Linked DNA regions of Homo sapiens: region 2 is linked to region 1. Evidence: read pairs that join two places in POLR2A ChIA-PET (ENCODE). Cell type or tissue: MCF 10A. All regions are shown on one strand. Links, peaks and the distances in the headings refer to the core of each region. The heading gives the core; the rest is flanking DNA. Region 1 has its middle 68 kb from the start of FOXB1. Region 2 overlaps ANXA2 (annexin A2).

Region 1 (10,953 bases), core at 4,879-7,378:
TAAATACAAAAACTCTTAAGAGCTTCTGGGCTGGTTTCAAGAATGCCCCACAAAACAGGTTTTCATGGTTGTATGGGGTGATGTGATCCTATTCAAGTTTCTTCCCTTTCTTTAGAATTTCTGAAGAAGCTGTTGAAAATGGCTTCAGGGGCTGTTCCTAAAATAGATTTTAGAGATGAAAAAATGAGAGAATGCACATACAATCTGAGACAAATGAGCAGCTCTGATACTGAAGCAGAGATTGTAAGATGACTGCTGTGCCTTGCAAGAAATGAATATTCAGGATGCCCCTGCTGGGTGCCTTTTCCTATTTGAACCAAATACTGTTTGGGCCACGATTCACTTGTTACCAAATTAAACACTCTTTGCACACAGCAGAGCAACTTTACGAAGTCGGATTTTGAAGTGCAAACATCTTTTCTGCTGTGGCCACGGAACCTGTCACAATCTTCATCGGGAACTGAATTAAGTTTAAAATATCATCAGAGGGTGTTGATCTCTCCTGGGCCTGGAGCAGTCCTCTGTACATCCGGCATTTTTCTGTTGACACTGCGTATCACTTAGCAACGGGCCTGAAAGGCCCTATATGCATTGATTGCACGCCATTGTCTTTAAGGGGTGGAAGTGTTAACTGAATAAACCCCCCGGGTGACCAGACGGTCATTCCTCTCATGTTGATCATCTGTTTACATCAAAATATTGTTTATTCCATTCTCTGATCTCCTAATTTTTACATCTCTGACTGAAGGAATAAAGTAAATTTCCTACATGGTGGAGAACCCCAATTTACTTTCCTGACATGGTGTGATGAGAACAGTTTTGTCCCTAGTTCTCCTGATAAAGCATTAAATGCATTTGACAGTTAACTGCGGGTGATAATGCCAACTTTCTTCTATGGTTTTCAGAGGATGGAGAAGTTACAAGCCTGCAATGTCCCCATAGAGAGAAAATATTCCCTTCGGTCTGTGAATTGTTTTTGAAATAAACGGCAGAATGTGTTATATGATTGTGAAGAGGTTAAGGCTTTAAAGTGGCTGGCAGGCTCTGACATCAACTGAATGAAAAGGAAATATGGCCTAACCAAGGGGTGTTTTCAGAATGAATGAAATTTCAAAGTGGAAATTCTTGCCTGAGAGGCAGCAGTAGAGCTCATTTCTGCATCAATAGCCATGGCTGAAGCAATAGACCAGACTGGTGGGTCAGACAGGCATTTTACCTCACACCTCTCCCTTTTATAATGATCTGTTTCAGAGGGCTTCCACGGACGCCGTTTTTCACAAACACCTCAGACAATGAGAATGTTTCAGCTCAGGGATTGTACATGTAGGCAAAAACCAGATCAGTGGGGTTACATGCCCACCTTCATCAACCATGTACTGGAGACAAAATAGAAATTCTGGGCTTGCTGCCCTACAATGTCTAGTTTTGAGAAATCTGTTTTGCTCCTTTGTGAGTTTATAGCCTACTACACCCAGCTTTAAAGAGAAGAACTACTTATTAATGTCTTGAGAAATATGCCCTATTCAACAAGATAAGCAATTCCAAAATCAACCTACTGATGATCTTGCTATGGTGTTGCTTTTGTCTGGTATAAGGGAACTGGAATAAAAAATGATAGCGCCAAAAGATTTACTGGTGAATTTTAAAGTTTTCTCTCTCCACAGTCCTCTTCATCAAATAGGAATGCTGTTTAAGAGAACCATATTCTACGAATGCTTCCTCTTTGACAAAACCCTTGGGCCTTTACTCTGTGCTTTCATAAGAGGAAAATTGCAATTACAAAGTTTTGAACATAGTTACCTATGAGTGGGGATATGAGAACAATAGCAGGAGAAAATGGAGATCATCATTCTACGCAGTGAGTCCAAAGGGGTATTCATGTTTAACCATGAGGAGATGCGAGGGTATCTTCATTTTCAGAAGTAAAACTGTTTTAAACTAGTCAACAGTTTTTTAAGCGACACTCATCTCTTGCTGTGTCCCTTCCCCCAAAAAGCTCTCCATAGCCTCTCTGCACATGAATCCTGTGGTGTTGTCTTGGCCTGGCTTAACTGCTAAGTGAATGCTCCTTCTATAAACAGTTCACTGCTACAAGTTGGATTTTTCACAGCATTAACTTTAACTACATGGGTGTTTGTAATGGAATAAAACTTCAAACTGATGTTTTGCCATATTGCTGGTTAAAGAAGTGGGCCTCAAATGGAGATAGATGTGCGCTTCATTTCATGGGAAAACCGTCATCTCGTAGGTCAAGTTTAAGTTGTAGGCAGGCGTAGCTTCACCAAGAAAGTCTTAAAGAAAAAATACACACCGACCAAACCCCTACTTTTTACATGAAGTCCCTCAGCAAATTTTAACGGCATATTAATTTAAAATTTATTTTCAACAGGCACCAGCTTAAGTCAGCTGAGTAGAAAATAACAGGTTTCAACACAAACATCTGTACAGACCTCACTCTGGAGAAATTACTTTGCGTGGAACCCAGGAAATTAGTTGGAAGAATTTGTTCACTGTCTCTTTCAAGGTATCGGCCACTTCCTTTACTGAAATGCATTTAAGGACAAAGTTACTAGCTTCTGCTTAGGAATCAAAGGCTATCTTTATAAGAAGCAGATTATTTAATTGCGGTTTGTTTATCCCACAAATGACACAGTCATCTACTTTGAACTCATTTGAGTGGGTGGTGGTTGTTTGTAAAAATCATCATTGCCATTACCCGACTGCTAGATTTCAACAAGATGGTTAGGTGCAAACATCTCTTGAATTGCAATGTGTTCTGGCCTAAAGTACCCATGCCTCCACATAAAACATCTTCCTTTGTCTCAAAATTTTATCCCATCTAGGTCTAACAATGTTGATCTTAAAATAATAAAAGAGAGAAGGCTGGAAGACTGGGCCCCTTTTTATAGTTAAATGTTATCTGCTTAGACTAATATTGCAGTTGCCACCCACTGACATAATTTGTTTCACAGTCACAGCTTGGCAGCATGAATCAAATGTTGACATTCTAATTTCATGCACACATGGGCGTTTGGCTGAGCAGGCCCGCAGCCTCCAGACCATTCTCTCTGTACCTGTGTAAATCAGGCAGACAAGGCTTGCTCTCAACAGCCTGCCAGCAAAGTTGCTCACTTCTGTTAAGAGAACTTCCTGGCTTCTTCCCCTTCACGTGTTTGTGTGTTTATGCCCCTGACCTTGCAGAGTGTAACACAAATACTGTTTTATTCTTTCTGGAAAGGTGATTTCTTTTTTATGTTTTCTCCCTTTTAATTGCAGTTTTAACAGCTTTACTTAAGAACTCAACTAGCAGATGATTTCTTTCCATTGCTTTCTAAATCAATCACAAATGTCTCTTTGAGAAAAGACCAATGAAAATTAAGTAGTAGTAAGAAGAGACACACCAGTGATTGCAAAGTGGAGAGGCTGGCTTCCCTCTGTTATGGACTGGATTCTGTACCCCCAAATTCATAGGTAAACCCTAACTCTCAATGTGATGGTATTTGGAGATAGGGCCTTGAAGGAGATAATTGAGGTGAAAGGAAATCATAAAGGTGGAGCCCTGAGCCAATATGACTAGTGTGCTCATGAGAAGAGGAAGAGACACCAGGGATGCGCACACCCAGAGAAAAGGCCATGGGAGGACACAGCAAAAAGGTGGCCATCTGCAAGCCAAGGAGAGAGGCCTCAGGAGAAATCAAACCTGCCGACCCCTTGATCTTGGACTTCCAGCCACCAGAACTGTGAGAAAATAAATGTCTGTAGTTTAAAACCACACGATCTGTGCTATTTTGTTATGACAGCCCTAGCAGACTAATATAGCCTCCAAGTTAAGAGCCAAACTTCCTGTGAGTGCCCTGTCATTGACCAAGTGGCTTCTAGAACCACTTCAGCCCATGACTCCTCCACCAGACATTGTCAGTGCGAAGAGAGTTTTAGGGCCACAGCCATGAAGAGCTTGAATGAAACCAGCAGAGCGTTGCAGGGCAGCCTCTGTTTGACCTTCCACTCGGGAAGGATTAATGGCCAGCCCTTTGTGTTAGGAGAGGATGCTCTGGCCACATGCAGCCAGACATGGGGGAGTGTTGTTTCCCAGTTCCAGTGATAGGTTGGCCTACGCTGGTCTCATGCTCACACTTGGTTCTCCTAGGTCACAAGTTAGCAGGAAGTAAGCAGGGGGTCAGGGTAGGGCTATTATTGTTGGCTGAAGCATAGACTAGAGCAATTGATCTGTACAGTATTGGACCCACATCTAACTCTGGGGCCCCAGTTGTCTTGGCTTTTTCCAGCTTTGATTTCACTGCCTCTCTGAGAGTCAGTTTTTCCTACTAATGGAATGTTTTCAAAGTGAGCTCAAGCCCATGCTCAGTGGGAAATTCTTCCCTGAAATCATTTGTCACAGAATCATTTGGCCATCTAAGACGTTTATTATCCTACTTACTGGCAGTAAGTTTCATAGAAGAGCACAAGATACTCTGTAGATTTTTGTTCCCCTTAAAAAGCTGATATTCTAGAATCTGTCCAACATGCAAATATTGAAAAAATATAATACTTTCTACCAAAGAGCAAATCATGTAATCTGGAAAATAGGGTCTGGAACCCAGCATGAGTGCTGTCTTTGGGATACATCTTTTTACCTTCCTTGGGCTTTGTCATCTTCACTTGTAGAGCAAGAGTTAATCTCTATGGTCCCTTCCAGTTCAATGATCTGATAATTCTTTTATTTTAAAAAATGAAGTAAGTCACCAAAGCCCCTGAGAGCGCGGGCATGAAAATCAGTGATTCAAATTCAGGTCAACTCAACGAAAATGTATTGCATACCTGCTATGTGCCAGACATGATGCTAAGTGCTGATGTGCAGGAATGAATAAGATGTAATCCTCAACCTCTAAATTTTAATAAAAAGGGAAAATGGAGATCAAACATTAGGAGAGGAAGAAAGTTTGTGACAACAGAGTTATGGTGCAGTGCTCCATATGTCTGTTTAAGGGCCAATGTTATTTACTAAACTGAACTCAGATTATGGAACAATACTGAGCAATTGTTACCCTGGCCCGGGGAATAAAATGTAGTGGCTGCTAACTAGCTGTGTGATCTTGGAGGGGCACAAAACCTTTCTGGGTTAAGGTTGTCTTATTTTCTAAATATGGGGATTGGACTGATGGTTTCTGAGATCTCTTCTATTTCTAACATTCTATAATTATGAGAATATGAACTAGCTATGCATGTAATACTCCCAAGAACTGCAAAAGGCAGAGGAAATGGACTGAATTGCTTGGAAAGCTGTTTTCCCTTATGTTTCTGACCTAACAAGGTATGATACTGTCTTCATGTTACCAAAACATTTGTAAGTCAATATAAAATATCTAAAAGATGCTGGGGTTGGCAGCTCACATCTGTTACCCTAGCACTTTGGGAGGCAGAGGTGGGTGGATTGCTTGAGCCCAGGAGTTTGTGACCAGCCTGGACAATGTGGCAAAACCCTACCTCTACAAAAAATACAAAAGTTAGCCAGGGATGGTGGCAAATGCCTGTAGTCCCAGCTACTCAGGAAGCTGAGGTATGAGGATCACCTGAATCCAAAAGGTTCAGGCTGCAGTGAGCCATAGCAGCTGAATTGCGCCACTGCACTCCAGCCTGGGTGACAGAGTGAGACCGTGTACTAAAAAAAAAAAACAAAAACAAAAACAAAAAAAAACACATAAACACATACACACACATATATATATAAATATATATATATATGAAAGACCAACCTATATGAGTGGCAGTCACCAAAGTTCTCTGAAGAAATTTGTCATGGATCAATTTTCCCTATGCTGTCATCCCAAACTTTGTGTTTTCTTGGCTCTACCGTTTTCTGGATTTCTATTTGGCGTGATACTCCCACAGCCATCTTCTGCAACTATGCCTGCAAGCTCCTTTGACAATATACGAGAACTTGTCAGGTTGATCCCAACTGCCTCAAGCTGCTTCAAGGCCCCCGGCAACAAACCTTCGGTTCTCCCTTTCTGATTCAAAATTGTTGCCCTGAAGTAAGAATCTGACCTCAGCAGACCAGAGCTTCCCCCTCCCACTCACCCACCATCACTCAAACACTTTTCCAGCTGCAGTGCCCTCTGTCCTTCCCACCCTTCCCAAGAGGTCCAGGTTCAAGACTCCACTTGTTCCATACTTAGCCCCACAAGAGTTTGTTTCTTTCTTTTATTTAGCTCAACATTCCTTTGTGTAGTTTGGCCGCCTTACATGTGCTTGTACATTTCCTTTAAGTGCTTCTCTGACTCATCTATAAATCATCAGGAATTTTTTCATCAGCTAGCATGGAAAGTCTTCCAACGTAAACACCATGCCTTCCACATTTTGTGTGCCTCCCATGATGTGTGGCACGACACTAAGCACACAGTGATGCTCAATAAATGTTTATGAAGTCTAATTGAGAAAATCAGAAAGCTGTTTTTTGATTTATTTGTAGTGTAGCTGAACTTCTTTCTGGTTTTTTTTTTTTTTTTTTTTTTTTGAGACCAAGTCTCACTCTGTCGCCCAGGCTGGAGTGCAGTGGCTCAGTCTCTGCTCACTGCAACCTCCAGCTCCCAGGTTCAAGTGATTCTCGTGCCTCAGCCTCCTGAGTAGCTGGGATTACAGGCGCCCACCAACACGCCCAGCTAATTTTTGTATATTTAGTAGAGACGGGGTTTCGCCATATTGGCCAGGCTGGTCTCAAGCTCCTGACCTCAAGTGCTCTGCCCGCCTTGGCCTCCCAAACTGCTGGGATTATAGGCGTGAGCCACCACACCTGGCCTCTGTAGCTGAATTTCAACAGTGTTTTCTCGCTGCTGTAGCTGTAGAAGCAGCATGACCAGCAAGAACCTGGGATTTGGAGTCACATCGATCCATGTCCAAGCCGTAGTTCTGCCAGTTTACTCTATCATGAAACATTTATGGAGCAATTGCTGTGTGAAGATGTGGAGCTGGCTGATAGACAAATAAATAAGATTATTGCTCTTGCCTTTAAGAAGTTTGGGGTCTAGGAAATATATTACTTAATTTCTCTCAAACTCAATTTCTTCAACTGAAAATGAGAATAACTATTTCATTGGATTGTTGTAGGTACTTCAATAATTATTTGTTTTTCCCCTTTTCCGCTCTTCTTATTTCTTAGGTTAATAAGTTGAATTCTTTTTTTTTTTTTTTTGAGACCGAATCTCGCTCTGTCACCCAGGCTAGAGTGCAGTGGCACAATCTCAGCTCACTGCAAGCTCCACCTCCCAGGTTCATGCCATTCTCTTGCCTCAGCCTCCCGAGTAGCTGGGACTACAGGAACCCACCACCACGCCTGGCTAATTTTTTGTATTTTTTATTAGAAACGGTGTTTCACCATGTTAGCCAAGATAGTCTCAATCTCCTGACGTCGTGATCCACCCGCCTCGGCCTCCCAAAGTGCTGGGATTACAGGCGTGAGCCACTGCGCCCGGCCAATAAGTTGAATTCTTAACAGTTCTATATTTTTATGCTTTAAATGACTCTGTAGTGAGTTCATTTTGATGTACAATTAGCCATGAATTTGAATCCACTTGTATTATTTTTAACTTTAGATCACACATGGCCACATAAAAAATAAACCCAAGCACTTGTTCTGAGACTGATAATCTTTGATAATCTCACTTGTCAAAGATCAGATTATTTTGGTACATTATCTTTTATCTTTTTATATGACAGCTGGGGACCCAGCCTCAAGAAGATAACCTTTAAGATTTATAGAAATAAAAAGTCTGCCTCAAATATGAATGATTCCTCCTTGATTTGGTCTGATTTAAGTTCAGACTCAGATTGGTGAGTACAGAAATACAGGAAGACAGGTCGTACCTAGGGATCAGGTATAGCCCAATAAATAGTGTGATCATTGAGGCCTCCATTACAATCAGAAAAATCAATCCTGTCTCTGGGTTATTTGACCCTAACACATATTTCTCCCTTGTGAGAGAAATGTTGGGATTGTATTAGAAAAGAGCCTGGCTCTATCTGCCGTGCAAGCACTGGTTCCCCTTTATCCCAGGGAAGTAGCCACAGAACCAAATGCTCTGCTACTGAGCTTTCTGCTTATGTTGCCTAAGTGCCACGCTCAAATTCCTCCAAGGTGCTGGTTTGGTGGGCAGAAGTTGCACTTGTCCAATTAGTAAGCCGATATGTAGAATTTGATCTTCAGGATTTGCTGAGGATGATGTTTGAACTTTGATCCATGGTGCAATAAAAAGTCCTTAACTTGGACAAACTTGGAAAAAGAGCTGATTTAGTGACAAGTCTGAATGGTAGCGTGCTTTTTTTTTGTTTGTTTTAATTTCTTTCTTTTTTTTTTTTTTTTTTTTTGAGACAGTGTCTCACTATGTTGCCCAGGCTAGTCTTGAGCTCCCAGCCTCAAGCAATCCTCTTACCTCGGCCTCCCAGAGTGCTGGATTATAGGAGTGAGCCACTGTGCCTAGTCTGTAGCATATTAAAAAGTGATGTAGTGATTTGGTTTCCTCGCCATGTGTAAGATGAAGGGATTCAAAGGATTCTTCTAGTATTAATCTTCAATGATCCTGATAATGGAACGTACATGAGTAAACATGGCTCCAAAGTACCTAAAGAACTGGCAGAAATTGATGAACATCTGAGAGGCTGTTTCCTTCATATTTCCGTGACATTAGTATAGTGTTAGCCATAATGCCGCTAAGACATTTGTAGAAATATCAAAATTCCGGTCCTTATTAATTACTCTGATTCTCTGCTAGGTCCCTTACCCTGTCATGCTGCCAGTCTCTCTCTTTCAAAGGAAGATCTCAATGCCACCCTTCCTCTGCCATGTGATAAAGGCTGAATAAATATGAGTTAAATTATGAGTGAGGATTAAGTACGATAATGCATTTAGAATATTTTATGGTCTGAAAATGCTGTATAATTTTTTTTCATTATTAGCGAACTTTTTCTCTTCCTTTAGAAGAGTCATCCTTTAGCTCAGTCATCATTTCCCCAGGGAAGCGTTCCTTGATTGTCTACCCTATGACAAAGCCCCCTATTTTGTACTCTGATGGTACCATACATCCATTATTTGCAGCATGTATTAGCATTGTGCTTTTCCTCTTTCATTTGGGAGGTTATTTGATTATTCTTCTTTTCCCATCTTTGCTCTAAGCTCCCCAGATTAAGTCCCCATCTAATTCTGCTCACGTCTGTTCTCTGATGGGTAGCACAAGACCTGCCACTCTGTAGGTATATGACACATATAATATTTACTGAAGGAAGTAGAGAAAAGAAGCAAAAAGAGAAATAAAAATATAAATGTTTTCAGTAACTTGAACTAGAGTGGCTGTGATAGGCAATTTTATGTGTCAAGTCGACTGGATCACAGGATGCCCAGGCATCTCATTAAGCATTTTCTCTGGGTATGTCTGTGAGGGGGTTTCCAGAAGAGATTAGCATTTGGATTGGTGGACTGAGTAAAGCAGATGGCCCTCCCCAGTGTGGGTGGGCCTCATCCGATCTGTTGAAGCTCTGGATAGAACAAAACAATGTAGGAAGGGAAGATTTGCTCTTTCTCTGTCAAACTCTTGAGCTGGCATGTCACTCTTCTCCTGCACACAGAGCTCCTGGTTTTCATGCCTTCCATCTTGGACTGGAATCTACATCATTGGCCTACCAGCTCTCAGGCCTTACAGCTATACTACCAGTTTTTCTGGGTCTTCAGCTTACAGTGGACATATTGTGAGACTTAGCCTCCTTAAATGTGTGAGCCAATATCTTATAATAAATTTATCTATCTATCTATCTATCTATCTATCTGTCTATCTATGTATCTATCTACCTACCTACCTACCTACCTACCTACTTTATCTACCTATTTCTCTATCTATCGTGTTTCTCTGAAGAATCCTGACCACTAAAGTGACACAACACTGTCAAGCAAAATTACTTTAGGTGGCTTGCCTGGATGAATCAATGAAAAGGACTTGTGACTAGCTGGGAGCTTCTATATACGTAAATAAAATTCTAAAGGGTTTACAAAGTTGTTATTTATTGTTTAGGTTGGATTTTGAGTCCTAGATACTTCCAAAATTATCTGAGACTTTTACAAGTCTCATGCAAATAAGAACAATATCAAAACAGAGATTATCTAAGGGAAGCACATCCAGTGGCTGCCCTCCTACCCCTCCCCTGTCTCTCCTCTGCCCCACACCTGGGACAATGGTGTTCTGACAGTTGGGTACTGATTTGGGCTTCATGTTTCCTGGCAGCTCAGGCAAAAGAGGAAACCTTTCTTCACACGGGTGGTTTTCTTTTCCTGACATAGAAACTATTCAAATTCATAACAGACATATATGTTTTTCTGGTACCAAACTCAAGCAGAAATTTCTGAGAGGATGGCTTGGTATTTCTTGTAAGAAGGATCTGCACAGCAGGAGTTAGGATTCTATGACTCCATTCAAGCAAAACTTCCACATTTTGAATTTCGCTTCCAGGCAGTCACTCTAGAGAATACCAAACCAATGTCATCCAAGAGGATGGAACTACTTTTACTTGGGTTTAATGCCTTAAGTTTACTTGACTTCTCCTGAGCTCCCAAAGCCCTCCTAACTCCCTCCAGTCTTCTGTGCAATGAAAATCAGAGGCTAAGAATGGAAGCCCTGCCTTCCAGGCCTTCTTCCATCACATTGTGCCTGTTCGTCTGCTGTTGCCATCTGAATATTTCCTGTGACAACAGCATATACTATCAGTATTTTATTAAGCAAAAGCAGGTATGTTTTTCCTCTTTGCTCTGTTATTTATTTATCTACCATCTGGCTGGATCAGAAGATGAAGTCTGGAAGGAAGTTTTTACTTCTTCTTTGGCTAATGAGAATCTGGCAGAGAGACAGAATGAGCCAGGGCCTAGAGGAAAATTTCTAGAACCAGGTAGAGGGAATTCTACCCATCCCTGATGTG
Region 2 (9,531 bases), core at 1-2,500, 280 kb before region 1:
CTCTATGACGCTGGAGTGAAGAGGAAAGGAACTGATGTTCCCAAGTGGATCAGCATCATGACCGAGCGGAGCGTGCCCCACCTCCAGAAAGGTGGGCACTGTGCTGAGGGAGTCTCAGTGCCTTGGGGCCCTGGCTGGGGCGGCTGGGTGGATGTCCATGTTGGGATGGAGTCTGCCAGAATGAGGTTCTGTCTCCGCTTGGCACTCTCATAGGCTCACCCATTTTCCCTCACCTTTCTCTCCCATTCTGGATTCTTTTCTCTTGCAAATAGTTTCTGCATTTGGTGCTTTATTCTGCAGCTCCTTCTTGTTTGATGATCATTTGGTCTTGCCATTATTTGTTGAAGTAGTGGACTTTGGTGCATGCTCTGTACTGTTTCCTATGGTTTTCGGATGGAATGGGTTCCACTCAGGGGAGATAGAGATGGTCCAAATATGTGGCCTGGGCAGTGCCATTCAGGACAGGTGGTATGGCTGTTCCACGACAAACTTGGCCAATGTTGGCTCTGGTCACCGTGGTAACCTCTAAGCTCCTAGGATGCTGTGATCATCCTCAATTTTTAAAAAAATTATGGTGCATAAAACTAGGTGGGTGATCGTTGACAGCTTTGACTAGTGGCTCGGATCTGATAACTCTTTGTTGTTTTTCCTCAGTATTTGATAGGTACAAGAGTTACAGCCCTTATGACATGTTGGAAAGCATCAGGAAAGAGGTTAAAGGAGACCTGGAAAATGCTTTCCTGAACCTGGGTAAGTGAATGTGGCCCCCATTCCTGGTAGACATCAGCTACCAGAGCAGAAGTGACAGATGGCCATCCTGTTAATCCAAATGTGTTTGGGAGGTGTGGCTTCTATGCATGCTTTGGATAGTTTTACAGTCTTAATTGTATAGATTTCAGAATATAAAACTGAAGAAAGGCCTAACTTGGTAACAGATTGTTGCCAGGGAGGAGTAAGAGAACAGGAGGAGAGAGGGGTGTGTTGTGGAAACTCACGTATGCACTTGGGTTCTGCAGGCCTCAGAGACCCCTGGTTTAAAACCGTGGTGGAACTTAGTATTGCAGAGGATTTCTAGATTTCCCTTAGCCTGTCCTATTTTGCAGCCCTTTTCCATTGCATTAGGTCACTTCTGGTTTGTGGCCCAGGGCCAGGGCATCCTCTCTCATTGGTAGAGGAGAGACCAGAGCAGCTGCAGCGCTGACTCCCTTTCTTCTCTCCACAGTTCAGTGCATTCAGAACAAGCCCCTGTATTTTGCTGATCGGCTGTATGACTCCATGAAGGTAAGGGCAGCTGGCTGAGAGAGCTGTGTTTCCACACTCAGCTTTTCTTCTTTTGGGTCCCAAATTGAGTCTCCTTGATTCATGGATGGAGGAAGGGGACCCCACTGTGTGGATGCAGGAACACACTAGTCAGCTGTGGTTGTATGTGACAGCTGAGAGAACCACAAATCTGTCTTCTTTCTCTCAGCTGCTTGAACATGTATTTGCGTACAGACAAAAAGTAAAGTGCCATGGGAGAGAGAAAATGCGACATGGTAGTCGTGTCTGATCCCTGCTTAGGTTTCTCCGTGATTTCTTCCTGTTACTGCCAGAGTCAAGACAAGCGAGGAAGGGAGCGATTATTAAGCACCCACTATACAGTGGACAAGTGCTACTATTTTACCTTAAATCATTGCATAACAACCTCTGAGGCTTATGATTATCTTCTTTATAAATGCAGAGATGGAGCTCAGAATACCTCAGCCTGCTTGAAGTTACACAGACAGATTTGAACCTGGGTCTATCAGACCCCAAAGACAGCCCCACAACCCTTCCCTAAACGAACCACCTCTTCCCGTAGACCCATCCCATTTTCTACACCTCAAGTGTGCCATGTGTTTTCTGGCTTCTAGGCTTTTGCATTTTCCTTCTGGAACATCTCCCTTGTCTGTGCTGCCTCTGCCATCTGTCTTTGAGTTCCATATCAAATAGCACCCCTTGGTGCCTTCGCTCTGATGCTCTGGAAGTAAACTCAGTGGTCTTTATTGCACATATCATTAGAAATGGCACAGAGCGATGATAGAAATGTGTTGGCATGTTCCCTCTAAGCCTGCAAGAGTCAGGAACCTCTTGTTACATATGGAGACTCAGACTGCTTGAACTGAGCCTTGCAGTAGTAGGTGCTCAGTATATATTTATTGAATGGTGGCATAGAGTGGGAGTCTGTGCTGACTACAGCCTGGTGTGTTTGGAATTCCCAGATGCTCTTCTTTCTTTTCTTTTCTTGTCTTGTCTTTTTTTTTCTTTCTTTTTTCCTCCCTCCCTCCCTGCCTTCCCCTGCCTCCCTGCCTTCCCCTCCCTCCCTGCCTTCCCCTCCCTCCCTGCCTTCCCCTCCCTCCCTGCCTTCCCCTCCCTCCCTGCCTTCCCCTGCCTCCCTGCCTTCCCCTCCCTCCCTGCCTTCCCCTGCCTCCCTGCCTTCCCCTCCCTCCCTGCCTTCCCCTGCCTCCCTGCCTTCCCCTCCCTCCCTGCCTTCCCCTGCCTCCCTGCCTTCCCCTGCCTCCCTGCCTTCCCCTGCCTCCCTGCCTTCCCCTGCCTCCCTGCCTTCTCCTGCCTCCTTGCCTTCCCCTGCCTCCCTGCCTTCACCTCCCTCCCTTTCCTTCCCCTCCCTCCCTTTCCTTCCTTTCCCTTTCCCTTTCTTCTCTCTTTCTCTCTCCTTCCTTCCTTCCCTTTTTCTTTCTTTCTCTCTTTCTTTCTCTCTCTCTCTCTGTCTTTCCCTCTCTCTCTCTGTCTTTCCTTTCTTATAGGTTTTTGGGAAACAAGTAGTGTTCGGTTACATGAATAAGTTCTTTCGTGGTGATTTTTGAGATTTTGGTGTACTTATCACCCAGGCAGTGTACACTGTGCCCTAATATCCCTTATCCAAAATGCTTGGGACCAGGAATGTTTTATATCTCAGATTTATTTTTGATTTTGTAATATTTGCATATATATGATGAAATATTTTAGGGATGGGACCCAAGTCTAAACTTGAGATTCATTTATGTTTTATATAGACCTTACACACATAGCCTAAAGGTAATTTTATACAACGCTTTTGATAATTTTGTGCATGAAACAGTTTGTGTTAAGTGCTGTATGTGGAATTTTTCATTGTGGCATCATGTCGGCACTGAAAAAGTTTTGGATTTTGGAGCATTTTAGATTTCAGATTTTCAGATCAGGGATGCTCAACCTGTAGACGCTTTCTTTAACGATAACATTCTCAGCGAATGTAACAAATATCAACTTGATTTTCAGGGCAAGGGGACGCGAGATAAGGTCCTGATCAGAATCATGGTCTCCCGCAGTGAAGTGGACATGTTGAAAATTAGGTCTGAATTCAAGAGAAAGTACGGCAAGTCCCTGTACTATTATATCCAGGTAAGCCCGAGGTGCAGTGTCAGCCTGCCCTGCCGTCCAGAGCACCCCGGGCCCTGGCAGGTGGCCTGGCAGAATGATGACAGAGTGGCGATTTTCTGTTTTCTGACTCTCTGGGGAAGAGATGCTAGTCATCAACTATCAGGGATTTATTTTGAAAGCACCATTTGTGATTTGTCCTGGACTTTGTACAATCAGGCAGATGTTTTATATTTTTCACATCTGTTACTCTACAATGATCATCGGTGTTCATGACGATGATCCTGCAAGGCTTGCTGACATCCCGAAGAGGCTTGGAAGATCAGTTACATTTTACTTTTTTTTTTTTTTTTGAGACGGAGTCTTGCTCTCTCGCCCAGGCTGGAGTGCAGTGGCCACAATCTCGGCTCACTGCAACCTCCGACTTCTGGGTTCACACCATTTTCCTGCCTCAGCCTCCCAAGTAGCTAGGACTACAGGCGCCCGCCACCACACCCGGCTAATTTTTTTGTATTTTTAGTAGAGACAGGGTTTCACCGTGTTAGCCAGGATGGTCTCGATCTCCTGACCTCGTGATCCGCCCGCCTCGGCCTCCCAAAGTGCTGGGATGACAGGCGTGAGCCACTGCGCCCGGCCACATTTTACTTTTATTATGCATTGGTTCCTTGAAAAATCCTCTGGGATAGGCCTAACAACTTTCAGTTATTCAGAACTCCCATCTCTCCAATCAGTTTAGCATCTGTCTGTTTTGATGTGATGTCGCATTTGCAGTAAGGAAGTGATGGCATTCACAGTGGTACCACTGTGTAGATTTCAGACAGCCCTTGCAATTCCCCTTTCTAGAAGTTCCTCAGATGTCCAAAGGCATGCCCATGGTTAGCAAGGATAAAGTTAGAGCTGGATTTTTTGTAGCCAGGTTTATTAGGGCACATGTTTAAAGTCAAAGGACCAGTTAGACTCTTAGTAATTGTTCCTCACCTCACCAGCTTATTTCCACTTGACCTTAATAATGCAGGAAATAGGAGAGTGAGCTAGGAAAGTACCCTGTTTTCTGTGGAAAGACGAGGACGAGAGAGGAAAGTTAGGGTGTTTGTAGGACCTTGCTGCAGTAAGAACAGCCCTGGTCACTAACCTATGTCAATCCTCAGCACCTTGCACTCCCTCCACCCCACAGTCCTAAGGAGCCTTGAGTGTCTTCCCCAGCACCTCCTCCGACCACACTCCTGGAGGCTTCCCTGGCAATGGTTTGGGTGTGGCCTTCCAGGCCTTTGTATCAGGGCAGGTCTCCTGCAGAGTCTTCTCTTTGTCATGGGAGAAGCTTCATTGTGCGTTGAGGCTACTTCTGTGTTATTGAGGAGTCTGGGCTTTTTTCTGATACCACGTTTCTTTTCTTTCCTGGGCCATTGTAGCAAGACACTAAGGGCGACTACCAGAAAGCGCTGCTGTACCTGTGTGGTGGAGATGACTGAAGCCCGACACGGCCTGAGCGTCCAGAAATGGTGCTCACCATGCTTCCAGCTAACAGGTCTAGAAAACCAGCTTGCGAATAACAGTCCCCGTGGCCATCCCTGTGAGGGTGACGTTAGCATTACCCCCAACCTCATTTTAGTTGCCTAAGCATTGCCTGGCCTTCCTGTCTAGTCTCTCCTGTAAGCCAAAGAAATGAACATTCCAAGGAGTTGGAAGTGAAGTCTATGATGTGAAACACTTTGCCTCCTGTGTACTGTGTCATAAACAGATGAATAAACTGAATTTGTACTTTAGAAACACGTACTTTGTGGCCCTGCTTTCAACTGAATTGTTTGAAAATTAAACGTGCTTGGGGTTCAGCTGGTGAGGCTGTCCCTGTAGGAAGAAAGCTCTGGGACTGAGCTGTACAGTATGGTTGCCCCTATCCAAGTGTCGCTATTTAAGTTAAATTTAAATGAAATAAAATAAAATAAAATCAGTTCCTGAGTCACACAATCCACATTTCGAATGCTCAGCTTTCACATGTGGTCAGCAGCTAGTATATCTGGACAGCGCAGGCAGGGAACATTTCGATAGAAAGTTCTGTTGGGCAGCAGTACATGCCCAGGGCATGAGAGGACCTATGGGGGAGAAAAAGGGTCCCAGAGGGACCCCTTATCTGCTTATCTTTCTACAGGTTAATTAGGTGAAAATAAGCATCAGGGGCAGCCACAAACTGGAGAGAGCAGTGGGGCAGGGTGGGGCAGGCTACAGCATTCTGGCAAAGGAGATCCAACACAAGCCGATGGGAAGCACGGAGAAGGGATTTCTTTTGACTGGGAGGATTGAGAAAGATGATAGAGAAAAGGAACAATTTGAGCTGCACACTAAAATCTAAGGTGAGGTTTTACAGCTGGGAGAAAGCACTCCATGCAGGTTCTTAAGGGTCTGGGAATGAATGACAGGTCGCTGATACAATGGTACACATGTCAAAAAGTTCAGAGACTTCTTTCTGTACAGGGAAAGTTATGTCTCTCCCTTACTAGCCAGTGGCCTTCCCTGGAGTCGCCTGGTTTCCAGTACATTTTCATGGATAGACTGCATACGCATGTATATATATGTATCTATCTGTGTTCATAAATGTGAAGGTGCTGTCCCCAGGCTGCTGGTACTGGGTTCTGCAGATTCCTTTTTATACAAGTGCTCCCCATAAGCAGGGTAGAGGGCTGGGAGTGAGGGGAAGTTGACTACTCCTCCTAACCCTTCTCCTTAGTGGAGGGTGTGTCAACTACTCATTTTTGGCACCTGGCTGATGCAGGGCCCACTCAGTCATCTGCAGGGACTAGGTAGGTAATGGAAATGAATGTATGAAATGGGCAGGTTGGACAGAAGTGGGGAATCTGGGGAAAATGGGGAATGCCTGCCTTGCTTGAGGCATTCAAATTCAATTCAAACAACAGTCGTAACAACATGGCATTGACCAAACCAAATACATCCGTGAGCTGATTGGCTGCTATTTTGGCCCTTTGGCAAACTTTAGATGGAAATTTGGATCGAGCATGGCTCTTGGGTCACTAGTGGCCCATAACGTATGTGAAAGGCCCCTGAGATAGTCCTTAAAAAGCAGGTTATGCAAAAATCAGGTATTTTATCAAATGTGTCCTGCCTATACATATTAAAATGGATGCCCCAAATCACAGAATATACTGTTCTGTGTGCTTGGGCAGAGTTCAAGGAACTGCCTAAGAAGCAGGACCTTTCTCATTAACCCCAAATTATACTGAACTCAGAATTGATAGGGCTGGGCAGAGACTGTCAGGAGCAGTGTTTCAGATCAGTGAACATTTAGGCATTGTTACCTCTCAATCATACGTGTGTTTCAGGCTGCAAAGGGAGCAGTGGTGTGGAGCAGACAAGGCCATGGGGTGAATATGGGGAAACTTACGCTCCCACTGTGCCCAGGACAGTCTGGCCACTGGTGTGGCCAACAGGTATGTGGGAAAGTTGAAAGGGCAGGCCAACATAGGAAAGGCGCTTGGAGAACTGTTTCAAACACTGTCTACTGTTTTTCCTCTATACAAAGCAATGGCAGTCCAGTGTTTTCCAAAACTCACAGCCAGGGCACTTGAATTTTGGTCCCATTTTCTTCTGGATTTCAGCCTGTCCTCTTCAGTCAAGCTGTCCAAACTGTTTCATGAATAAAGAGAACCATCTGGAGGTTTGACTTATTCTCCCCAGAAATTTTACTTTGCAAAGAGAAGGAAAAGGGTACCTGGCAGGCTGTGAGTTGGTAACAAGAACTTTGATTTTATTCTTTGAGGAATAAAAGGTAATTGATGCAATGTAGCTATGAAAACTTATTGTACTGTAACACTGTGATCAAGAACATGATTTTTTTCTCCCTGCCTTGGTGGGGCTGGGCAGAGCCATCATGTTGCACAACCCCAGAGAACACTCATCCTGTTGTAGTCTATGTGAATGATACCTCCCTTGGTGTTGTGCAGTGCACAACCTGTGCAGCCATACATGACAGCCCTGTATTGTGACCTAGGTGTGTGTGAGATGGTCTTTTCCGCCTTTTGCTACAGAGTTGCCCTTCCAGTTAAAAAAGTTAGAAGGCAAATCTTATTGAGAAACAAATGGGTGAACCCCGAAAGGTCTTGACTTCTCCATGGACTTGATCTTCAGACCAGTTTTACTGGGCTATGCACAAATGGCTGTATATATGAATCTTCCCCAGTATGTGAAGTTCCCATGGTATAAACTATTAGTAAATATAGCTACAGCAGGGAAAACCAGGCTCACAAAATGGCTACATTTAGCAAGACAAATGATTTGAGGACAGAAATCTTTTAAATCAATTTTTAGTTTTTAAATGACTCCCGTCTCCAGTCCTCTCCCTGTGTTTTGACAAACGGCTTTGGCTTCTTATCCACATCGGTTTATTTGACCTCCTTTTTCCATCAACTACCAAAATGAAAACTCTGCTGCAAGAGCGAGGAGAGAGAGTGCGAGCAATTTTAAACATCCCTTAGCAGTGAGGCAGAACATGCTACAGCCATCAAGTTCTAGTTGTTCATTCTATTTATTGAGAAAAGCTTGTAGCCCGATTTCTTTTACGCGAGTACATTTGAGCAAGCAAAGTTTATAGAGATGACTTACCTCATTACATTAGAAGAGTGATTTGCTATCTCAGCATCTATAAGCAATTTTAACAGACATTTCTGGATGAAGAAAAGCTTTTGTAAATATATGCGAAAGACACAATTTCATCAAGCATTAAATTGGAGGTGCCCTGGAAAAATATTACATTTGTGCACTCAATTAGCTTGATTGTGGCTGAATTTTGTCCACTGAAGGCAGCATTTCTGCAGAAAAACAGAAGCATTCCCTATGTCAGCAGGTTTCCTGAAACAAAAACACTTTCCCCTGAAACAAAAACACTTTGCCAGTCCTCTTTTGCATTTGTGCTGTTCCCAGCTCTGTGTCCCTAATCAGGCCTCTCGGTCTTGTTCCTCGCAGTAGAATGTTAGAGGAGAGGGAACCAGATAGAAATCCCTGACAGAAATCCAAACTCAACAATTCCAGCTTTAAATAGCCTGCATTCGGTGCAAAAGCTAGGCAAGCTCTGGGCAAAATTGGGAGGGAGTCAAAGGTAGACTTAAGTCTTCCTGGTCTCCTTACAGGGTCTGTAGGACAGCTGTGCCTCCTGCTGCTCCCAGGACTCTGGTGGCCTCCTTACTGCTCTGGGAAGGGCATCTCCCAGCTACTCCTTGGTATGGCTGTTAGCCCATGTCCTTTTCCCTGGGATGAGTCTGCAGGACCCACCCTATCTTCTATCTTGGAATGGAAGTTTTGTCCTCCTAGTACAGGCATGAGAAGAGTTAGGAAATGAATGGTTGGGGTACAAGAGGACTTTCTTGTGCCCCTAAAATCAGTGAAGGAAATGAGCTAAATATTTAGGGATGATCGTGGCCCTCCTCCAACACACCCCTGACCCCCTTGCTGACCTGTAGTTGAACCACCAGGTCTCTACTAATAAGAAACAAACCAGAAAAAACATGTAATGCCACTGGAACCTGGCTGTGAGGGTGGCTGATGTTTTTAAACAGTTGGTGAGGACAAATTGGAACTTTCTCAGCTGTAATCCATTACAGCCTGATACAGCTTGGCTCTGTGTCCTCAGCCAGATCTCATCTCCAATTGTAATCGCCACGTGTGGAGGGAAGGAGGTGATTGGATCACAGGGGTGGGTTTCCCCCATGCTCTTCCTGTGACTGAGTTCTCATGAGATCTGATGGTTTTACAACTGTCTGGCATTTCCCCTGCTTGCACGTCTCTCTCCTACTGCCATGTGAAGAGGGTCCATGCTTCCCCTTCACCTTCTGCCGTGATTGTAGCTTCCTGAGGCCTACCCAGCCATGTAGAACAGTGAGTCAATTAAATCTCTTTTCTTTATAAATTACCCAGTCTCGGGTAGTATCTTTATAGCAATGTGAGAATGAACTAATGTATAGCCCAAGGCAATTATGCTTTCAAGTAAATGTCTAAAGATTAATTAATCCAAGAAATAACAAGGAGTTTGGATTAGGAACAGAGAAATGTTTGAAACAAGCCTTTGTTACTCCGAGATCGCCAGATTTCAAATTTTACCATGGAGTCTTGGGTTTTGGAGAACCATCTTGGTCTCAATGAATTGCCTTTGTC

Evidence for each region. Peaks named below come from ENCODE experiments on the same cell type or tissue, not always from the same donor. Only the 100,000 strongest peaks of a DNase experiment are listed, where the experiment ranks them.
Region 2: POLR2A ChIA-PET joins it to region 1 with 5 read pairs; 2 of 35 experiments call an interaction of 5 or more read pairs at or near these places.

Annotation. Positions count from the first base shown.
Region 1 is chr15:60,066,372-60,077,324 of GRCh38, reverse strand. No RefSeq gene overlaps it. Among named protein-coding and RNA genes, the nearest start is that of FOXB1, 68 kb to the right of the region's middle. In MCF 10A, for the core only: no CTCF peak of the experiment used is centred there; a DNase peak (open chromatin) is centred at 6,224.
Region 2 is chr15:60,342,943-60,352,473 of GRCh38, reverse strand. It overlaps ANXA2 (annexin A2), which reads left to right. Exons shown (of 13, transcript NM_004039.3): 9 at 1-91; 10 at 655-750; 11 at 1,223-1,281; 12 at 3,277-3,399; 13 at 4,785-5,323. The coding sequence ends at 4,844. Among named protein-coding and RNA genes, the nearest start is that of ANXA2, 50 kb to the left of the region's middle. In MCF 10A, for the core only: no CTCF peak of the experiment used is centred there; no DNase peak of the experiment used is centred there.